2 separate regions of the Homo sapiens genome follow, and region 1 is linked to region 2. A link is an interaction called in ENCODE POLR2A ChIA-PET data of the cell type or tissue named here. Cell type or tissue: CD4-positive, alpha-beta T cell. All regions are shown on one strand.

The links. ChIA-PET counts read pairs that join two places held together with the same protein. Peaks named below come from ENCODE experiments on the same cell type or tissue, not always from the same donor. Only the 100,000 strongest peaks of a DNase experiment are listed, where the experiment ranks them.
Region 1: POLR2A ChIA-PET joins it to region 2 with 7 read pairs; 3 of 35 experiments call an interaction of 5 or more read pairs at or near these places.

What each region holds. Positions count from the first base shown.
Region 1 is chr6:35,253,963-35,256,462 of GRCh38, reverse strand. All of the region lies in intron 1 of SCUBE3-AS1 (SCUBE3 antisense RNA 1), which reads left to right. Among named protein-coding and RNA genes, the nearest start is that of SCUBE3-AS1, 4.2 kb to the left of the region's middle. In CD4-positive, alpha-beta T cell, no CTCF peak of the experiment used is centred here; no DNase peak of the experiment used is centred here.
Region 2 is chr6:35,390,124-35,392,623 of GRCh38, reverse strand. The region is part of intron 2 of PPARD (peroxisome proliferator activated receptor delta); the gene reads right to left. Among named protein-coding and RNA genes, the nearest start is that of PPARD, 49 kb to the right of the region's middle. RefSeq lists an enhancer at 157-725. In CD4-positive, alpha-beta T cell, no CTCF peak of the experiment used is centred here; a DNase peak (open chromatin) is centred at 1,153; H3K27ac peaks cover 28 bases.

The DNA of each region.
Region 1 (2,500 bases), 140 kb after region 2:
AGATAAGGTGCAACATCAATCCTTTACCTGTTTTTTATTTTTATAGACATGAGTATTGAGAAACCTTGTTTCCACAATTGGGAAAGGAAGAGATTTGTTACAATGATATTCTTTGAGTCTTTGAACTTCTAAATTATATGCCAACAATCACAGAGTGATCTATTAATACTATCAAATAGAGTCTTCTTTTAATTTTGTTAAAAGCAAAGGATTAGAAACCACTGAACTTCCAAAAGGATTTAGTTATTAGAGTCTCAGTTTTGGTTTTATTAAACATGATTATTAATTATCTGTGACCTTTACACTCAGAGACACTTTGTTAATCAGATATTGATTTCCATACTTCTTTGCCTACACAATATTTTTTGGTAAAATTCTTTAATTATTACATGTCTTCAAGAACTTTTTGTTAAACTGAAATGCAGATTCAGCTCATTCACTGTATAGAAAACAACTGCCATTTGTGGAATTGGCAAAGCCAGTTTTCATTTCAAACCAATCAGCCAAATCAGACCTACTTTCTGTTAGAAACATGTCTGACTTTATTCTTCCATTCAAATAAATATGTTAACATTCATTTTGAGGAATATTATAAAAATTATTAGGAAATAAATGATTAACTATAGCTTATAAAATGGACCACTGATAAACCAGTCAAGATTAAAATTATTTAGACCTACTATTAACATAATAAATGGTAAAAATAAGATAGTACTGTTTTTCATTATATAATTAGGAATAATGCTGTATAATGTATAGTTAAATCCATCAGTTTTGAGAAGTCATATAGAAGGCATATATTCCCTTGGTAAATGTGTGTGCCTGCTTTCATCAAACTCTTGTTGTTCAGCTTTTGGGAACAATTAAATGAGAATCATGTCTAAAAATCAGAAATAACTAATAATCTTGTTACACAAATTTTTTTCTTCTGTATTTTTTAGAAAGGAAAGCTGTATTTGCTAAGAAATAATGAATTGAGCAGCTAGCAATTTCACTTTTTACTAGGAGGTAGAAAATAATAAACATTTTATATAAGATAAAATAGGAAGACTGATTGCAATGGGAATATTTTGATATGAAGTGGAAAATAATTGCTCCCTCCAAGCTCCTCAGGTTTTTACACCCTGGACCATGCATCAAGATTCAGTGTAGGGGAGAGACATTCCTTTCTTTTGTAAAGTAGGACAAGGACTATGGTGAAAGTGGGGGCAGTGGTAGAGTGGAGAATGTGCATGAATATGTCAGCTGGCTCCCAAATGGATTGGTTTTTAGAATTTTTTTTTTTTTTTTTTTTTGAGACGGAGCCTCGCTCTGTCACCCAGGCTGGAGTGCAATGGCATGATCTCAGCTCACTGTAACCTCTGCCTCCCGGGTTCAAGCGATTCTCCTGCCTCAGCCTCCTGAGTAGCTGGGATTATAGGCGCGTGCCACCACGCCCGGCTAATTTTTGTATTTTTAGTAGAGATGGGGTTTCACCTTGTTGGTCATGCTGGTCTCAAACTCCTGACCTTGTGATCTGCCTGTCTTGGCCTCCCAAAGTGCGGGGATTACAAGCATGAGCCACTGTGCCTGGCCGTTTTTTTTGTTTTTGTTTTTGTTTTTTGAGATGAAGTTTTGCTCCTGTTGCCCAGGCTGGAGTGCAGTGGCACGACCTCGGCTCACTGCCACCTCCGCCTCCTGGGTTCAAGCGATTCTCATGCCTCAGCCTGCCAAGTAGCTGGGATTACAGGTGCCTGCCACCACGCCCGGCTGTTTGTTTTTTTTTTTTTCTGAGATGGAGTCTTGCTCTGTTACCCAGGCTGGAGTGCAGTGGCCCAATTCAGCTCCCTGCAACCTCCCCTTCCTGGGTTCAAGAGATTCTCCTGCCTCAGCCTCCCAGGTAGCTATAATTACAGGTGTGCACTGCCACACCCGGTTAATTTTTGTATTTTTAGTAGAAATGGGGTTTCACTATGTTGGCCAGGCTGGTCTCAAACTCTTACCTCAGGCGATCCGCCCGCTACAGCCTCCCAAAGTGCTGGGATTACAGGTGTGAGCCAGTGCACCCGGCCTGGTTTTAGAAAATATTTTATAGGGAAGTTGAGGATCTGGAAATTTATTCCTTTAAAACTCTCCTCAGACTGATTTGAGGCTATTTCCTGGGTATTCCTTGCAGTCTTACGTACCCTAGGAAAAATCTTCATTTACCCCACTTGGAAGACTTCTTAATATAGGCATATCCAAACTCCAATGTCCCTGACTATCCATTATTTTGAGACACCAAAGCAAATGTCCTACGAAGTAAGGAGGAAGACGTGTTGTTCTTAGAATAGAAGTGAGTTATGAGAGAAGTCAAAGAGGATGGCTCCAAGTTGGTATAGTGTGAAGGTCATGGATATGGTCCTTGGCTTTGCAGTTCTAGAAGTGTGATTTTGGGTCAGTCCACACAAAGGTGTTCATGTTTTGTCACATTAAATCAAACTCATAGGAAGTTAATGTACATAATAGAATGCCAGTGCAT
Region 2 (2,500 bases):
AGGCTTGGCACACCTTTCCCCCATTAATGCTTCCTGTCTCCCTCTCTCCCCCGAGGAACCCAGGCAGGCTGAGGCAATACCTTCCTTCATCCATCTGGACTGGCCTTGGAATTCCTGGGCCAATCTGGGGATCCCATGCATCAACCCTAAAGTGGGCCAGTGCCAGGTATGTGCAGCCTGTACTTCCCAGTCTGGGCAGGCGGAGGCTGGAACGGTGCCAGCAACTCACCTCTGCAACACAGCATGGAAGCATTTATTTCAAGGGTGGCTGGGGAGCGTCCAACAGCCCGCCTCCCAGCTTGCAGGACAGCCTGCCACATGCAGGGGAGGAACCAGTTTGCTTTGGGCAAACTGCTTCACTTCTCTGAGCCACCCTTGAAATAAATACTTCCGTGCTGCGTTACAGAGGAGAGCTGCTGGTGCGGTTCCAGCCTTTGCCTGCCCAGACTGGGAAGTACAGGCTGCATATACCTGGTGCTGGCACTGGCCCATGTTAGGGTTGGTGCCAGGGTTCCCCAAATTGGCCCAGGAATTCCAAGGGCAGTCCAGATGGATGAAGGAAGGCACCTCTCTCTTCCCTCTCACCTGTCAGGGCCTATAAGGCTTGGTGCTCTTCTGCTTGGTTCCGAGCACAACATCTGAGTGGTCAGTGCCACAATCATAACAACCAGCTGCCTCACAAAGGAGGCAGCTTGGCATAAGGACAAGGGCAGGGCTTTGTCCCCAGACAAAAATGGGTTTGAATCCTAGCTCTGTCACTCACTAGCTGAGTAGCTTTGGGCAAACTGCTTCACTTCTCTGAGTGTCTATTTCCTTATACGTACAGTCTCACATAGCTCAGAAATGACTTGGCTATGGTCACAGGGAGAGATGGCTGTAGAGCTTGGTCCCAGGTCCTGACATACTGGCTTCCAGAGCTTGTCTGACTATACTAGGATGTTTCTTAACTGCAGCTACACGTGACAGAGAAAACAGTCGTCTCTTTTCCTAAATGGCTGTCAGCAATTCCCAAAGTCAGGGAAAAGTTCCTTTCGAAGTTCACTGCCTTAATACAAAAGTAGCCTTCACAGATGCCAACTTAACTAGGTGAATCAAGTTAGCATCACTTTTACTAGGGCCAACTGGCACCACTGTGCCTCCTGATGTAAGCAACAGGAAGCACACCTCATCTATGTGGGTTCCCACCAACAACGTAAACCCGAATCTAATCACAAGGAAACAATCCAACAGATATGGAATGTGGACAATCTATGACACATCAAGCAAATGCGCCAAACTGTTAGCAACTGGTGAATCTTGGTGAAGGAAATACAGAAATTCATTGTTTTATTCTTTTAACTTTTCTCTAGTTTTAACCTTTAAGAGTAACTTTTAAATATTAAATATGTGTAGTATTACTCTTAAATCATTAAGTGATTTTTATTTGGTATTCATTTTGTGTTAATGCTCTCTTCCGCATTTTCTATTATCAGATGTCTATATCAGATAGAGATCATTTTTACATGCTAATGAAATATATACAATCATATATCACAATATATTTGTCCATAATAACAATAAACTATGCATTTATTTTATTTTTATTATTTTAATTTTTTAGATGGGGTCTCACTCTGTCACCAAGACTGTCACCACCCGGAGTGGTGCTATCATAGCTCACTGCAGCCACAAACTCCTGGGCTCCAGTGATCCTCCTGCCTCAGCCTCCTGAGTAACTGGGACTACAGGCACATGCCACCATGCTGGCTAATTTTTTTTATTTTTAATAGAGACAAAATCTTTCTCTGTTAACAGGCTGGTCTCAAACTCCTGAGCTCAAGCCATCCTCCTGCCTTGGCCTCTCAAAGTGCTGGGATTACAGGTGTGAGCCACTGTGCCCAACCAAACCACCAAACCACGCATTTAATGTTACATCTTTTTTTCTCTTTTTCTTTTCTTTCTTTTTTTTTTACAGAAACACCTCTGAAATTTTATCACAGAAAAAATAATTCCATTTATTATTATGACCACTCCTTATTTAAAAACTCATAAAGTGTTAGGAAAGATATAGAAAAAGTTATGATTTTGGGCATTCCAGGGAATTTCTATTACTTGTTCCTCAATCCTGAAAGTTAATAACTGTTGGGAATTTGGAAGTACCAGCATCTTGATGGCCAGCCTTCGTTATGACCCCTGCTCCCACATGGCAACATTCCACCTAGTAGCTCCAGCCAGAGAGCCCCACTCAAATAAAATATCATTTATGGGACTGTTTCAGGCACCATGTACAAAAGCACTGACCTAGACCCCTATGGGGAGAGATGACAAAAGGAGTAAAACACAGCCTGCCCTTGAAGAGGTAAGTATACAAACTGTGTGATGGAGGGCACATAAGAGGTGGCCACTGTGGAGGAAGAAATATTCCAACTTGGGAGCAGCAGGGATGATTCTGGAGTAGGTGTAATGGCCCTTTCTTCTAGCTGGGCCAGAAAACTAGAAAAGGCACTCCCAGGGAAGGCCA